Regions from separate parts of the Homo sapiens genome. Here region 2 is linked to region 1. The links are chromatin loops, found by intact Hi-C in ENCODE. Cell type or tissue: left ventricle myocardium inferior. All regions are shown on one strand. Links, peaks and the distances in the headings refer to the core of each region. The heading gives the core; the rest is flanking DNA.

Region 1 (8,351 bases), core at 224-8,223:
CCCAACTACAATATAAAGAACTGAACCAAGGTGTCTCTGTTTCTGATTGTATCTCCAGTGCCTGGAACTCTCCTTCAGTTAATAAATATCTCCTTTTTAATAAATATCTATTGAATGAATGGATGAAATTACTCATATTTGATATTTGTGAATATAGAGTCAGCTATAGGTAAAATTATCATTCACTTCCTATTTAAGATGCAAAATTTCTTTTGTAGAAGAGTCCATAAGAAAAATAGGGAGATTACACTCAGTATCTGCTGTTATGTCTGTTTAAATTGAAAAATTGTTGTATAAGAAGTGGCTCTCTTCAGAGCTTCCTTGCAAGTTTGTGAGTTCAACTTCCTTGTGAGTTTGTGAGTGTAAGTTTCCTTGTGAGTTTGTGAGTTCATGAATTTGGTTGCCTACTGTGTACCTATAAATATGTAGACAGTACTTTCTTCCAGGGATCTAAACCCACTCATTCTTAGATGGTATGACTGATGATCTATAATTTGTGCAAATAATTAAGTGGAATTTCACAGAATCAGGGCCATTAGCTTGTACACATCAGGCTGTTGCTAATATTATCTTTGTTTCCATGATTATACTTGATATTATTCAGTATAATTTTGTTACTAAGTTTTCTCTTGGATTTCCTCTGCAAAACTTTTTTCTCAAAATGATACACTACTTACGTTCTGACTACTAAAAATTTGTGTGCTTTTCTTTTTCTTTTTTTTTTTCTTTTTGCTAGATATGAGGATCTCACTGTGTTGCCCAGGCTAGTTTCGAACTCTGGAATCAAGCAATTCCGCCACTTCAGCCTCCACAGTGCTGGGGTTACAGGCATAAGCCACCATGACCAGTTTGGTTGCTTTTTTTTTTCTTAACTCTAAGATAAAATGTTCTTTCTTGCTGTAGTTTACGTTGTTTTCCTATTGTCTTTATAAGTGACTATCCCATGCCTTCCTTTTAATACTCTCAGATACGTAACAGTAATTAGTTGTTGGTTTTTTACTTGTGCATATATGCCTTGAGAGAGAAAGCAATATATCAGGGCTTAAAGTGAATTGATAAGCCAAAGTCCTATTCCTTGTCATTCTTTCTAGCTAAGAATGCTTCATAGCAAACATTGTTTAAGCTGCTTTAAAAATCTAAATATGACATCTGTAGCATGTCTGAATCTTGTAGCCACTTGAATACTTCTAAAATTCTAAATTCTAGAGAAATGAATCATCATTTAATCATCCAATAAGAAGTACAGTGAATTGGTATGAAACCAATAGATCAAAAAATAATGGATACTTGGGGGAAAAATTATATAGCACTTACTTGCTGCAGAATATGGTGTCCATAGCCGGGTACATCATTATCATCATTATCATCATCATCATCATCTTAGCAAAGGAGCTATGACACATTTGTCTATATGCCCGGGGCTTTGTGACATTCTAATCTGTATTGTGAGACACAGATTTAGATTTTCATTCTTTTACAAACATCTCTGCTGTCAGAATCCTGACCAAGCAGCAAATAATTAAAAGAGTGACATCAGAACTGAAATGTAGTTGTTTCTCGACCAAAATTATTTATTTGGTAAGTGTAATAACACTTTAATGGATTGTATTTGAAGCTAAAATTTAAGTTTTATCTGTATCAATTATCTGTGCATTTTGAACTAAATGCACTATTTACAAAACTAATTTTTCCTGAATACGCTGAAAACTACACTAGCTTTCCAAGGTTCTGGGCTTTCTCTCAGGAAGTAATTTATTCACATATAATAAATTAGTTCATAAAATGCTCAAGTTTTGATAGAATATACCTATATATGTTTTTTAAAAGAATATACCTGTATATGTCATTTCTACCTCTAATGGTTTTCTATTTTAAAACAAAAATTTTGCGAACACAAACAGTAAATACATATATCTAAATAAATTTGAGGAAAATAACTAATGTGTAGAGAAACCAGAACATTTAAAAATAAAAAAGACTAGAGAAGAAAGTAATTTTACTTTCCCTAACTTCCTTTCTTTCATATTTATTTTTGAAATAAAATATTTTTGAATCTAAGTAAAATTTAAAGAAAGGAAGTTAGGGAAAGTAAAATTAATCAAGTCAGAAATGAAGGAATCTAGAAGAGGTAATATATTAAAGATGACTGTCAAAGCACTTTTAGAATTTTAAAGAAATGTTCCTCGCTCCAGAACTATTTGACCCTCCAGCTACACAGGTTTCTTCACACTTATGCCACGTGCCATCGAACTGCTTTAAAGTAATGGTAAACCTAAGTGGAAAATTACTTTTTAGGCCAATATTGGTCTAAAGCCCATTCAAATTCTTGTCTTACTGTCCTGGCATATGCTCCTACTTCTGCTCTTCCTTTTTTTTTTTGAGATGGAGTCTTGCTCTCTTGTCAGGCTAGGGGGCAGTGGTGCGATCTCGGCTCACTGTAACCTCCGACTCCCGGTTTTAAGCGATTCCCCTGCCTCAGCCTCCTGAGTAGTTGAGACTACAGGTGCCCACCACCATGCCCAGCTAATTTTTTTTGTGTGTTTTAGTAGTGACAGAGTTTCACCATATTGGCCAGAATGGTCTGGATCTCCTGACCTCATGATCTTCCCGCCTTGGCCTCCCAAAGTGCTGGGATTACAGGCGTGAGCCACCGCGCCTGGCCCTGCTCTTCCTTTTATCTCTTTAAATAGTATTTCTTTTTCAACTGCAAAACAAAGATCTTGCAGCATTTCCTGGAATACTTCAAACTTGTTTTGGCTATCCATCGTTCTCTTCTCCAACCGGGCAGAAAAAAATTGCAGTTATTGAAATGTCACTTCAGACATTCCAGTCCTTTCACAAAGCCGGAAAAGTGATTAAAGGCAAATGGTAAATAAACCCTTAAAGCTTCTAAGCCGTTATGGATCCGTCTCCACAGCTTCCAATGACTTCTGTTTGAAAGAAGCTTCAGAATAATTCCAAATCAATAATGGGCAGGGCTGCAATGAAATGATATCTTGGATTGTATTGTTTGGCTTTTCTTGCTATTTTGGAGACCCTGAAAATGAAGGACAACTAAACGTGTTCTTAGCTCCTTGTGAAAAAATGGAGTTTCATTGTTTGTTATTAAAGTGATGATATTTTTCAGGCCCGGGTCATCAGATGCAGAAAATATGTGAAATTTTCCACAATACTTTAGCCATAATAAAAGAGAAAGGACAGATTATTAGATTTTTGTTTGTAGTCAATGCATTTGTAAATCAATTTGCCACGTTTTTAGTTTGAATACTCTTCTCACTCCAGTTAATGGCTTTCCTGATGTCATTAGAAAACTACACCTTTTTATTATAATTATTATTACCAACTAACCACCTAAATTTCTATTGGAAAACATTAACTAGAACACATGTGGATAGCAGCTTGCTTGTCTGTGAATATCCTAAAGTGCTGGGGTAAGGCTGCCACCTAGTGGAATAACAGCAACACTGGTGAAATAAAAGATCATCTGGTTAACGACAATAGCTATACCACGGTTTTCACATATCCTCAAGTGCTACAATTTATGAAAAAATAATAATAATTAAAAAGTAGTATTACTTATTTACCCTGAAATATTAGGGAACTTGTTTTCTTTGAGGTGTATGTGTGTGTTTGTAAGCAAAACAAGCAGGAATGTGAAAATTACGATTATTCAAGACCATGAAAATTAAACTTGTCAAGTAATAAGTAATTTTTTAACTAACAAACAAATAAGAAAATAATATCTCTATTTTTGCTCTTGGTGTTTTCCTATTTTTCTCAAGGAGTAATATTGTTTTAAGACCCTTATATACAGTTAAGTCCAATACAGAAAAACATTGAAGAACCTCTGCCTTCCCATCTAAATCATTACATTTCCTCATCCACCTCTCAAAAGCAATTTTGTTAAAGAATAAAGGTGTTTCTTTCAGAGTCTCAAAATAAGTATGCAAGGGTGATGCCAGCTCCTTGGGTGTAAGAAATGGTTCATTCATCCTTATTTCCAGCATATATAGAACTTGGAAATTAAAAGATGTTTCAGCAAATTATTGGTACACGTTTATGTATACATGGTTTGAAATCTTTAAGAGGCTTTGTAAAATATGTGCATTGTAAAATATCATAGTACCTGCACATTTTAAGTATACAGGAATTTTATTAAGTTAGCTATATCTGTGTGATACATATAGAGAGGACAGACAAAAGACAGTATATTTCAACCCTTTAAAAACATTAAATTTCTGGATGTTTTAATTGTACAATTTTATAAACATTACATAATTATAATATGTTATACATGATGCCATAATGATCAAAGAGCACAATGATTGTAGTGTGTAGTAAATCTTATAACGGTCTGTGGAATTTTATTTGTTTTGTTAAAATTATACCTAAAAACTGAAATAAATCACGTTTTAAGAAATTTGGGGGGTCAACTGCTTAGAAATGTCTAAGGTTATCTAGTTTTGAAGATTATTTGTGAATATTGACTCTTCTAGTCCTTTGTATTATAATATAGTTATTTTAATTAAATGATAATTTTAAAGTGGGAAAAATATTAGGCTGCTACATCTCTATGCTACCACCACATTCAATCTTTTGTAGACTCCCCAGCTTGAGAATGCCATCTCTCATTTTAGAGATTTCTACTTTGTATATGATCAAGGCCAAAATTCTTGACAAACCATGTAAGGGCTTTCATCACTTGGCTCCTACCTGCTTTAGTATCTTAAACTCCAACATTCTCCAAACCTACACACAACACAAGTCAGCTCACAGAGAGCTCTGTTTTCCAGTCAAATTGTGGAACATCTCCTACTGTATTTTGTCCTGTTGCTTCCTCTCGGACTGACAGTGCTGCCTCCTTTGTTGAGCAAAAGCCAAACTTATTGAAGAACAAAAGTAAGGGATGCTATTGTCAAATGAAAAGGAAAGTAGATTCTAACCCCGATTCCTTAGAGTTACATGGACTTTTATAAGTAATGTATCGTCATTGCATTTCAATTTCCTCAAGGTTTTAATTGTTGACTCAGGAACAATATGCTTGTGTAAAGGGGTTGGAAGAAAATAAATGCTCATTAAATGCTACACACATTGGTCTCTTACCAAAATTTGTTTTCCGAGTAACTTTCTGTGTAAAACTCTCTCTGAGCTGGTGAAACATTTTAGCAAAATGGGCCACAAATCTTTTGAGATACTTTTATTATTTACTTAAATATTTGTATATGTCTTCTTTGAAAAATATAACATTCTTAGGAGGGAGAGCCTTGAGAGTTTAATTTACTACCATATTCCTAATGGTTAGCATATATTCGATGCTTACAAAGATGAACTGCCCTCTCCTCCACTGCTTCATAATGGTCACGGTGTCTCTTCTCTAGGTGTAAGAAGCACCTAGAAACATATTTTGGAGCATTAAAATTGGGAATAAATTGTATTTTTAACAAAATGAATTGTAATTATATAAGAACATGTTAATAGTGGATTACAATCACAAAAAGGATTGAAAGCTTTGCTTTGCCTCTCATAAAGCTTAAAAGACGCAAATTGCAAAATTAGCCCGCAGGAACTTTGAAAACATCTCAATATACCATATTTCTGCTCTGCAGAGCTTCCAGTTTTTAATGTCTAGTAACAAATAACCTGTTATTTATACAGAACAATCATCTCACAATCTGTTCACTTGTTTTCATATAGTTACTATTTTAAGTCAGGCACTTTCCACTTCCCAAATCTTGTACCAAACTCTTACGTTTCCATAATTTTAAATCAGATATTCACGTCTAATTTCTGCCTCTCCATTGCGAATAAATGTGAACCTGGGAAAGTCAATCCTTAAAATGAATCCCAAGTGGCTGAGACTAAAGTCAAATACAACCAAATGGCTGTTTGCTGACTAGAGGTTACACACATACTCTGAATTCCCAGAAAACCCACTACTTCTGTTTAACTTTGGGACTTTCAGAACTCACATGACCAACTAATCAGAGTGCATCTTCCTTGACCAATCATGGCTTTCCAAGTTTGGATGCTTCATTTGAATAAATGAACCTGATTGGGAACCTGGGCTGGAACTTTCTCTTTAAAAATCAAGCCCTGCTTTTTTTCTCTGGAAAGCACCTTCCTTTTACACCAAAGGTTTTCTTCCTGGTTTGCAAACTGTTCACAGGAATAAAGTCTTCCCTCCAAATTCTTTTTCATGGAACTTTTGTTCACACCATTAATAACCCCAGATAATATATCTAACAGAATATTTATCCTTGTTCCAGTGTGCTTTTAGTGTGTTTGTTTTCTTTCAGGCTGAAGATCTTTATTCTGACTCAGAGTCAAGTACTCTATGCAACAGGTCTTGCCATTCCAGGAGCTGGCATGAAAACAACAAACAATTTGTTATTATTAATAATTCTCTAGCTTAATGAAGAAACTAAACTGGAGAAACAGCTCATTAGTGTGGTTTAAGCTTGAGTTGTGGCATAAAAACAGAATTTGAACTCCAGATTCGCAAATTACTAGCTTTCTGCATTTGGTCAAATTACTTAACTTCTGTAAGCCTCATTTTCCTCATTAATAAAATGTAAATACAAATACACTGTATATTTTGATGTTATTGTTAGAATTAAATGAGAAACAACTATGTGGATTGTGTATAGTACAAAGTCTGAAGTGTAGTGTGTGGTATAATTGACTACAATATAGTGTACTACTGTTATTTACATGGTAATGAATGTTTTGATAGTGTTATTGTTTAAATATCCCTAAGTCTAAGCTTATTGAAATTTTATATTGAAAAATATGTTAAAATATGCTTTAAAAATTTTGATGACTATATCCACTATTTCACTTGTTTAACATTAGTAATAATAGCAATTTTTAGAAACTACTAACCAACTTTATCAACAGAAGCATATTATATTACTCTACCTTCGTAACCCACACATGAGATAAGCAGAGCACGTATTAATATGCTTTTAAAATAAAAGAGAAAAAAAGTGTTCAAAAAGCTGCATATGTTATACAAAATTACAAGTAAAGAATAGAACCAAATTTTTCTGTTGTCTAGTAACCCAAGTTATTTGGTTTTAATACTATGTATTTTTCTATTTAAAATAAAATTGAACATTTATTTATCTAATACTTGTTTATATAATTTCAATATATTAACTTATTTATTATCACAAAATGTAACTTAACCAATTAAGTATTTGTATTCTCTCCAGTTTAAGGGATGAGGCTCTTTAGAAATCGAGGAAAATTACCCTAGGTCATTGACCCATTATGAAGAAAATACAAGATCTGAGCCACATAGTCCAACGATAGAACTAAACTTTTCAGTATTATGGTATACTGCTTATTATAAATCCATGGAAAGTTTATTTCCCATATTGGCATTATTTGAAATTAAAAATTAAATCATGGGACTAAAATCAAAACATTGAATCACTGCCAATCTACAACTGAAACAAAGCAGTGATAATTTTCTAAAAATGCTCTCTTAAATTGCATGTGCAAACTATGAGTTTATGATTATGGCCCCATTTGAGAATTGCCAATTTACAGAGCTGTGGTATATACTTAAATAAAAATCTATACTTAAAAGCAGTTAAATATTATCTGCATTTACACAGTGGCAATTACTAACTACAATAGTGTACAGTAATTCAAATGCAAATATAGGGTTATCTCAAAGTAACAAAACTAGTAAACTATGGCTTCAGTCACACATTGAATTAGAAAACAAAGAGTACAGTGAATACTCTGGAGGCATCATGCATGTGCTGTTGTCTAAAAAATAAAAAATATGGAAATGCTGTTTAATGAACTGAGGCCATTCTTTAAATCAAAAGAGTTATCATTTGGAGTTTGAATTATGCAAGTCAAAAAAGTATTCTCTCAATACATATCTGACAGAAATGAATATGCTTTATCTAATAGTCAGCAGCTCCAACTCTTATTATCCAGGGGAACTAACAGAAAGCACAAAAAAGGCAGACAGTTGCTAAATGCATATAAAAATACAGCTCTTACTCAAATTAACTAATTTTACATTTTGAGAGTTTTAAGAGCTATCTAAGAACTTTTACTTAATGCTCACAACTACCCACTAGATTATTATTATCCCTGTTTTCTAGAAAAGAAATTCTGACTTATGGAACAATAAAATTGTTAAAATGAATAAATGCAAATATAGGGATAGACATCTAGTATATAATACATGTAAGATCGAAACTGGTATCATGGCCGGGCACTTTTCAACCCAAAAGCAGATCTAAAATTCCCCAGCAAAGACATCCAAAAGATGATCAAAAGCAAATAAAGTAAAAGCAGAAGTGAAAGCAGGATAAATGGTACTTTTG
Region 2 (8,351 bases), core at 220-8,219, 380 kb before region 1:
TCTCCACTAAAAATACAAAAATTAGCCAGTCACTGTGGCATGCACCTGTAATCCCAGCTACTTGGGAGGTTGAGGCAGGAGAATCACTTGAACTCGGGAGGTGGAGGTTGCAGTGAGCCAAGATCGTGCCACTGATCTCCAGTCTGGGCAACAGAGTGAGACTCAGTCTCAAAAAACAAACAAACAAACAAACAAAAAAACATATGTGATATGGATTGGCTCTGTGTCGCCACCCAAATCTCATCTCAAATTGGAATTCCCATGTGTTGGGAGAGGAGCCTGGTGGGAGATGATTGAACCATGGAAATGGAATAACTACTTGCTGTTTTTTTGATAGTGAGTGACATGAGATCTGGTTGTTAGAAAATGTGTGGCAATCCCGCCTTCCCTCTCTCTCTCCTGCTTTGCCATGGTAAGGTGTGCTTGCTTCCCCTTCGCCTTCCCCCATGATTGTAAGTTTCCTTAGGCTTCCCAGTCATGCTTCCTGTTAAGCCTGCAAAACTGCAATTCAATTAAACCTCTTTTCTTCATAAAATATCAGTCTCAGGTAGTTCTTTATAGCAGTGTGAAAACGGACTAATCCAATATGGTAGTTATTTTGAGAATTCAATGAATACTATCACTTTACTGAGAAAGAACTGATTATAAGGCCAGGACTTGGAGATATATTACAGTCTGGATAAGGAAGTATGATCACTTAACAAGTAGAAAGTATTTGATCGTCTGATATAATTTGGATGCCTCTTCCAAATCTCATGTTGAGATGTAATCCCCAGTGTTGGAGATGGGGCCCAGTAGGTTGTGTTTGAATTATGAGGGTAAATTCCTCATGAACGGCTATTTAGGCCATCCCCTTGGTGATAAGTGAGCTCTTTCTCTGAGTTTAAGGAAGTTCTGGTTATTAAGCAGTGTGTGGTCCCTCCCCACCCATTCTCTTTCTTGCTCTATTCTCATTGTATGATAGGTTTGCTCTGTCTTTGCCTTCTGCCATAATTGGAAGCTTCCTGAGACCTCCCCAGAAGCAGATGCCACTATGCTTCTTGTACAGCCTGCAAAACGATGAGCCAATTAAGCCTCTTTTCTTATAAATTACTTAGTCACAGGTATTTCTTTATAACAATGCAAGAACGGCCTAACACATCGTCTACATGAGAGTGTAAGTCAATGACTTTAAATTTGGTCTTTTTTAACATCTTTTTTTTTTCAGTAATTCTACATCATTTTATATTGGTTATCATAATACTTCTTAAAATTGTTTAAGAAAATTAGGAAATTTGATTACTGGCTATTTTGAGGCATGCTTTTTTATAGTTAGTAGCATAGAATTATGAAAACCTGAAATGCAATTGCGATGACCTTGAAAAGGATGTGTGTTCTGTGATTTTTTTATGTATGTATGAATGTATATATGCATGGATGGATGAATGGAGAGATGAATGAAAAGACAGATAGTTAGATAAGTGGATTTATTTTCTGAACTCCTTTACTAAAGAAGTCTTATTTAAAGAACTGCAGAAATCTTTTTTGAAACACTTTTTCATACAAATCATTATGATTTTCCTAGGAATTTAGTTTATTCTGCTTTTTGTTATTTTGTGAACATTTGTGTATGCAGAACTCTTTCCTCCTGTGTGATGTAAAGCATATATGCTGAAGTTTCAAGAGGTGATAAATGTATTGGCTATTAAATCAAGAATTTCTAATGTAATGCTTTAATAAATACTATAGTACATATGCGGTTATGATTAGTTGCCCTAGATTTATGCTAAATGACTTACTTTTATTATTCTTTATACGAAAGCAGATTTTCCTAAACCATGACTGCATGAAATAGAAAAAAAACATATAGTGTTGTCATATAGTGTTTGTTTTGCAAATCTGAAATTAAAGCAAAGCAGATTTAGGTATTATAAACACATACTTTTTAATCGATATTAAAAACTCACCTTTATTATTATTATTATTATTTTGCGATTTGAAAATTGGTGACTCGCTTTTTCTATTGTTTGCTAAATGTTACTTATTTTAAAATATGCAAATATAGATTGCTTATCTAATTTTATTAAATGCATAGGTTAAATATACATTTGCAGTATTAAATACACATTTGTAATTAAAATATTTATGGGACTATCATTAAAAAAAAGGACAAAAAGTGAGGTAGATTTTATTTCCAGAGTTACAAAAACTACCCATAATTAAGTTGTATCAAGTGTTTATTATAGGCTTGAAAATCCACAAAGTGCTTTTCAGTAAATTATAAAAAAAAATATAATATTTGAAATACTTTGCATTCTTACATTTACTTTATAAAAATGAAAATAGAAACCAAGAGATTTAAGGAAGTTGGCATCCCATTGCTTATTTTTGAGTGAGACTTGGATTTGATCTAAAGCATTTGGACACCAGAGCCCCAAAGGCCTGACTTTCACAAGGAAGGGCTGGGAAACATCAAAAAATTAATTCTTCATGCAACCTAGTCTAACTCTAATATTAAGGGTGTGTGTCACTCCTCAAATTCTTGTTCTCGGACTGGAAGAAATTATTTTTGGCTGCTTTCTCTTATTCCCTGAACTATATTTTTTTATTATTTGGATGCATAGTGAAGGTTCTTTGATGCTCTATTATGAATCTAGAATAATTTTCCTTGGGATAATAATTATCAAAGCATGGGATATGTTAGTATTTAAAATTATGCTTTTCTTCCACAAAAGAAAATGAAGATGGGATTGGGTTAAGCAGGGTATTTGAAGTCACAGTCTTGATCTATACAAAATCAAAAGAATCAAAACCAGAAGTTTTGACAACACACACACACATACACACACACATGCACACATACTAACACAAACATACCTAAATCTACAGAAAACCGATTACATTTACCTTAGAATGTATGCAGTTTTGCATTTATTAAGAATTTCCAGAAGAAAAATTTGTAAGAAAAGTCTAAATTATTATCATGTTGATGTATCTTTTGGCTAGGAAAAACAGATCAAAAATCTACTGTACAATTACAAAGGGAATTCATGAAGACATGCCCAGATGCTAATACAAAATACTATATTATTTAATAATCAACACTTAAATATACATGGTAGAAAAATATGATTAATTAAAGAAGAGAATCTGGATAAGTTAAGCTTAAGACAGTTTAAGAATAGTAACTGCAATGAGGGTACATGTGAAGGCATTGTTACAAGGTAATAGTAAGTCTGACTATAAAGACTATAATTTATGGGAATAGAATTTGGGAGATCATATTTTCCAAATCGTATGCCCTATCATTTGTACTGTCATAATTCAACACCCAACAGCAGTGACTTTATCTTTCCACAAATCTACAAGTAGTAAGTTATCATACATACAACATGGAATGTTGATCTTAGACTACATTTTCCCTTGTATGTTTACACAGTACAGTGAAACAGAGCTATCTGTTTGTTTTTAAGCAACTCCTTTAGATAACACAGAGAGTCTCATCACATATGACCATCTTGCTGAACTAACAATGAGATAAATACCATGATCAATATTTGACAATATGCAAATGCAGCAAATGGAACTAGATTCTATGTTGCCAACTGTGTAGGTCTGATGGCAAAAGAAACTATCTTTGTACCTACATTAAAGACAGCATGAGAACTTGCGTTGTCATAATTTAGTTTGTATTATATTTTGACTAAAGCTTTTATTAAGATTTCTGACAATTTAAATAAATGCTAATGGTGATGCGTAGCTATATTCTGTTGTCATATAAGGAAATTTCCTCATAAGGGAAAATTTAGAATTGCAAATAGCATGCTTTATCAAATATCTACTTATTATGATCTTGAAGAGATTACTCATCTGGGAAGTTTTAGAATGAGACGAAATGACTTCACACTACATTTAAAAGCTGAGTTTCTGTCAGTTGGGGAAATACTCCCTTTTCTGGAGGTGTCTTTGAAAGCTAATAGAGTAGATGTAATAGATTAGAAACCCAAGATAGACAGTACTACTGTTCTACAAACTTCCAGTGCCTACCTTTTTTTTCTTTTCTACTTGAAAATAAAGTTTCAACCCTCATGCACAAGTTTAGCTTAAAATATGTCAAACATATTTCAGTTGCACAACTATTTTAAATCCTGTCCTCCCATGGAGGCATGAGATCCCTTGTAAACAATTTAAATTCCTTTGCATAATTCCAACAGGGAGTAATGATTGGAGAAGGGCCTTGTATATCTTCTTAACCAGGTGAAACAAGGAATTCCTTGCAAGAGAATTTTTATTAAAGTTAATAGATTCTAGCAGCTATTAGTAGAGTGAGTTGTCAAAAGTATTTGATATGATCTTATTCAGCAAGCATCCATGGAGGAGATGTATCTCAGGTAGAAAGCAGTTCTAAGTTTGGGGTTGTTAGTAATCTTATGAGGTACTTCCTGAGAAGGGGGTTTCAATCTTTAAAAGTGATACAGCTTAAGATACCTTATAAAGGCCTATTATTGGTAATTACTTGTATTTTCATTTTATCTAAATGTCATAGAGGAAGAAGCCAAGAACATTATGAGCCTATGTTGTATTGGTTTTGTTTGTTTGTTAATAAATCCTGAATGCACGTCAAGAGATAGAGACCATCCTGGCCAACATGGTGAAATCCCATCTCTACTAAAACTACAAAAAATTAGCTGGGTGTGATGGCGTGCACCCGTAGTCTCCAGCTACTCGGGAGGCTGAGGCAGGAGAATCACTTAAATCCAGGAGGCAGAGGTTGCAGTGAGCTGAGGTCGCGCCACTGCATTCCAGCCCAGGCGACAAAACGAGACTCCATCTCCAAATAAATAAATAAATAAAGCCTGAATGAAATTTTCTTGTTTGGGATTGACGATTAACTTTATACTCTTTATGGGAAAATGTAAGGTGTTATATTATTATTATTTTATGTTTTCACAGTTTTCACCTGACATGATTTTTAAAATCTCAACTCTTTTTACCAGTGGTTCACCACCTGGCAGTGATGATCATTAAGAAAAACATACTGATTTATTTTCTTATCTAAAGTATGCAGTGGCAATAGAATTTACCGTATATAATACAATAAAATCATTTAAATATGTTTAACTGCTTTCCAGTAGACTTATTCAAAGACTGACTTCTGGGTCAAAGTTTTTATTTTCAGACAACAAATGCATACCCAGTAGTTTAGGCAGTAAAGGGTTTGTTGAGCAATGCTTGGAAGTTCACAGATTATTTGGATGAGCAGGAGCAACAAAATTTCTGGGAAGTTTTTACCAATGAACATTAGATGTCAGATGACCTGTGGTGAAAGAAAACTTAGGTTACCAAGCCCTTGCGTATACTTTATATTTGACACCAAAGAAACATTTTTTACCAGCATTGAACAAGCCTAAAGAAGCTGGTCTCAATCTGACTGCTTCTACAAGAAAGATACCATATCAGGCATGCTCTCCACAATAGAGCTCTTTTTCCCCCCTAGTTAACAAAGATCTTCTAGGTTATTTGTTAAGTTGATCCGTGGGATAAATGAATAATCAACTACTAGCAAAGAGCTCTGAGAGTGTAGCTATTTGGCTTGCCACTTCTGACCTGCTGTCTAATCTGACAAGCATACAATACCTTCTTGTATCTGTTTGCTAAGTGACTCTATCTGGCTTTACTCCATGCATTTGGGGGTCCATTGCAGAATCTCTCACTTCCATCCCTATTTTCCCGAGGACAGTTGATACAGAGGTTTTCCAGATTGTTGCTGTTTTCCTCACTAGTGCAATTTTCCTTTCCTTTCCTTTCCTGAAGGGAATGTTCTCAGACACATCTCCAGGGATATAATTAAAGAATAGTGAATGATTCACACATTTTTTCAACTTACATATCTCCTAGCATTTGGATTACTTCTCTATATAATTTATCATAATTTATGACATCTCAAATATTTTAGAATAAGCCAACATTAAGTACCAATCAACATTGTCTACCAATCAAATGAACAATTGCTATCATTCCCATCTGTTTCAGCTGTCTCTGATTATGTGTGTACATCTAGCATAAGTTTCTCTACTATAGATTTATTGTAATTCAGTTCTTTATAGGACCATAATCTTATTTCTTTCTACATCTTTTCATGGCTACAAAGAAAAATGTAATTCTTCCAAAGCAGTCTAGAGATTGCACAGTTCTTGGATTCTCCTTTTGTATAAGAACATAAAATGGCAGGCTTGAAATTGTCTTTCTTTAAGGTTTTCATAGCAGTTATATGTACTCAACCAGCTTATTCATTCTTATAATCTTTTTGACCAGAGTCATAATTTATAACAGCAAGTATTCATTCCACAAAATGGATTGCCTTGCTTTCAGTAGAAACATCAGGGTGATCCTTTATCTGTGAAAATTTAAAACAGGTGGAAAAATACTTCACTTACCATGTGGTAAAAACTATAAGAATTATAACTTTTGATGCTAATTTGGATATAACTTCTTCCAAAATTAACCAGATTTCTACTTTTCTCAAAGTCTTTTTGTCTGAAACCAGTCTTGGTACTTTTTATTTACCAACATAATTGGTTTCAGATACTAAAATTAGCTGTTTTAAACAGGAAGGAATTTTCTAAAATGAGATTAAAACAAATTATAAACTAATTCACAAAACTTTTGGCAGAGCTTAAAGAAAGTACCTGGCTGCATTTCTAGGGTGCCATCGAAGGTTGAGCTGTTGTTTAATGCTTGAGATATTTATAGACAGAATCACTTTGCCTTACCAGAGTCAGGAGGCTGCTGTTACTTCCGTTAATCAAGAACCGTGCTTTTCCTATTGCTATTTGTGCAGTTACCTCATTTTTCATTTCTTATTGCTTCTGTCTGAAATAAAATCTCATACTGATACATATAATCATTTGTTTAAAAAGGTTTTTCATGGTAATGAATAGCAAATGCTCACTCTAACATCTATCCAAAAAATACATAAACAATACATATAATTGAATACTTATACAACCAACAATCATGCAATAGTTGTTTCCATTTACTTTGGCATGTTAAATATAACAAATATTTTTATGTCCAGGAAAGGAAACAGAGAGCTGGCCAGGTTGCCATAATGCTATTTAACAAGCTTCACTGTGGGATCTGTAGATATGACACATTAAAGCATAGCAACAATTTCTGTAAAATCTTGAGAAAAATAAGCTATTAAAAGGTGTGTTTGCGTGTATACTCTCTATGTATTTCATTTCAGTGTTTGGTATCATACTACTACCACAAGTTCACCCTCTTACGCTGAGGAAAAAAAATGAAGTTTGAACATCTCTCCAACATTTCCTTTAATTTGAGATGAGTGTAAAATGATTTTTTTCAAATGAGGTCATGGGTAACCTGGTACTGCATCCCTGGAAAAAATGAAAGTGATTGGATTGGTTTCATGCACTTAACTTAAGCATGGCTAAAGATTGGAAAGAGAAGTTGTTGGATTATTTTTTATGGAAAAAGCTTTTTAAGTGACCTGACTCCATAGGGAGGTGTTTTTACAGGCTATTTGCTTTTTCTCCTTTATCATGTGAATACAGAAAATAGGCCAGGAGCTGCAGTGATCATCTTGTACTCAAGAACAAGATATTACTATATGTTTGGAATGACAAGCTAAGAATGGGTGATAAATTGCTCAGGACATTGTTTGCACACAAGTTCCAGGTTGCTTAAGCTTGAACTTACTTTAGAGAAATGAAAAAAAAATCAATATATTTTTAAGCCAGAGATTTCCAGTTCTCTGCTGCTAAGGCTGAATTTTATATTTAAAGTAAATTTTTAAAAAAAGTATATAGGGCCAGGTGTGGTGGCTCATTCCTGTAATCCTAGCACTTTGGAAGCGAAGGATCGTGCAAGTCCAGGTGTTCGAGACCAGTCTAGCAACGTGGCAAAACCAGTCTCTACAAAAAATGCAAAAATTAGCCGGGTATGGTGATGGTCGCCTGCAGTCCCAGCTACAAACAGTGCTGAGGTGGGAAGATCACCTGAGCCCGGGAGATTGAGGCTGGGGTGAGCCTGGATTGTGCCACTGCACTATGGCCTGAGTAACACAGTGAGACTGTCAAAAAAAAGAAAAAAAAAAAGCAATCTCCACACTTAGAATGAAACCAGTAATTGTTTTGTAATTTTGTTTTATTTTATTCTCTTTCTTTTTTATTTTTCACTCTCATGTTGAAAGTGGAAGCTATGGAAGCACAGAGCATTTTTCATTTCATTTTCTCCTCCCCTTGCATCTTCAAGTTTACTTTAATTCAGCACCTCAGGGTTATTAATCATTTTTTATTTCTTCTGTTTAAAAGATAATGAGAAGAGAAATATCTTTGGGCTTTTTTGTT

Evidence for each region. A loop is a pair of places that touch in the nucleus more often than their neighbours do. Peaks named below come from ENCODE experiments on the same cell type or tissue, not always from the same donor. Only the 100,000 strongest peaks of a DNase experiment are listed, where the experiment ranks them.
Region 2: a loop joins it to region 1, with 3 times the contacts of the local background. A loop is called at or near these places in 64 of 110 quality-filtered maps.

The regions. Positions count from the first base shown.
Region 1 is chr4:64,536,003-64,544,353 of GRCh38, forward strand. No RefSeq gene overlaps it. Among named protein-coding and RNA genes, the nearest start is that of TECRL, 130 kb to the left of the region's middle. In left ventricle myocardium inferior, for the core only: CTCF peaks have their summits at 2,379, 2,589 and 3,444 (motif pointing left); no DNase peak of the experiment used is centred there; H3K4me3 peaks cover 589 bases; H3K27ac peaks cover 951 bases.
Region 2 is chr4:64,159,821-64,168,171 of GRCh38, forward strand. No RefSeq gene overlaps it. Among named protein-coding and RNA genes, the nearest start is that of TECRL, 250 kb to the right of the region's middle. In left ventricle myocardium inferior, for the core only: no CTCF peak of the experiment used is centred there; no DNase peak of the experiment used is centred there.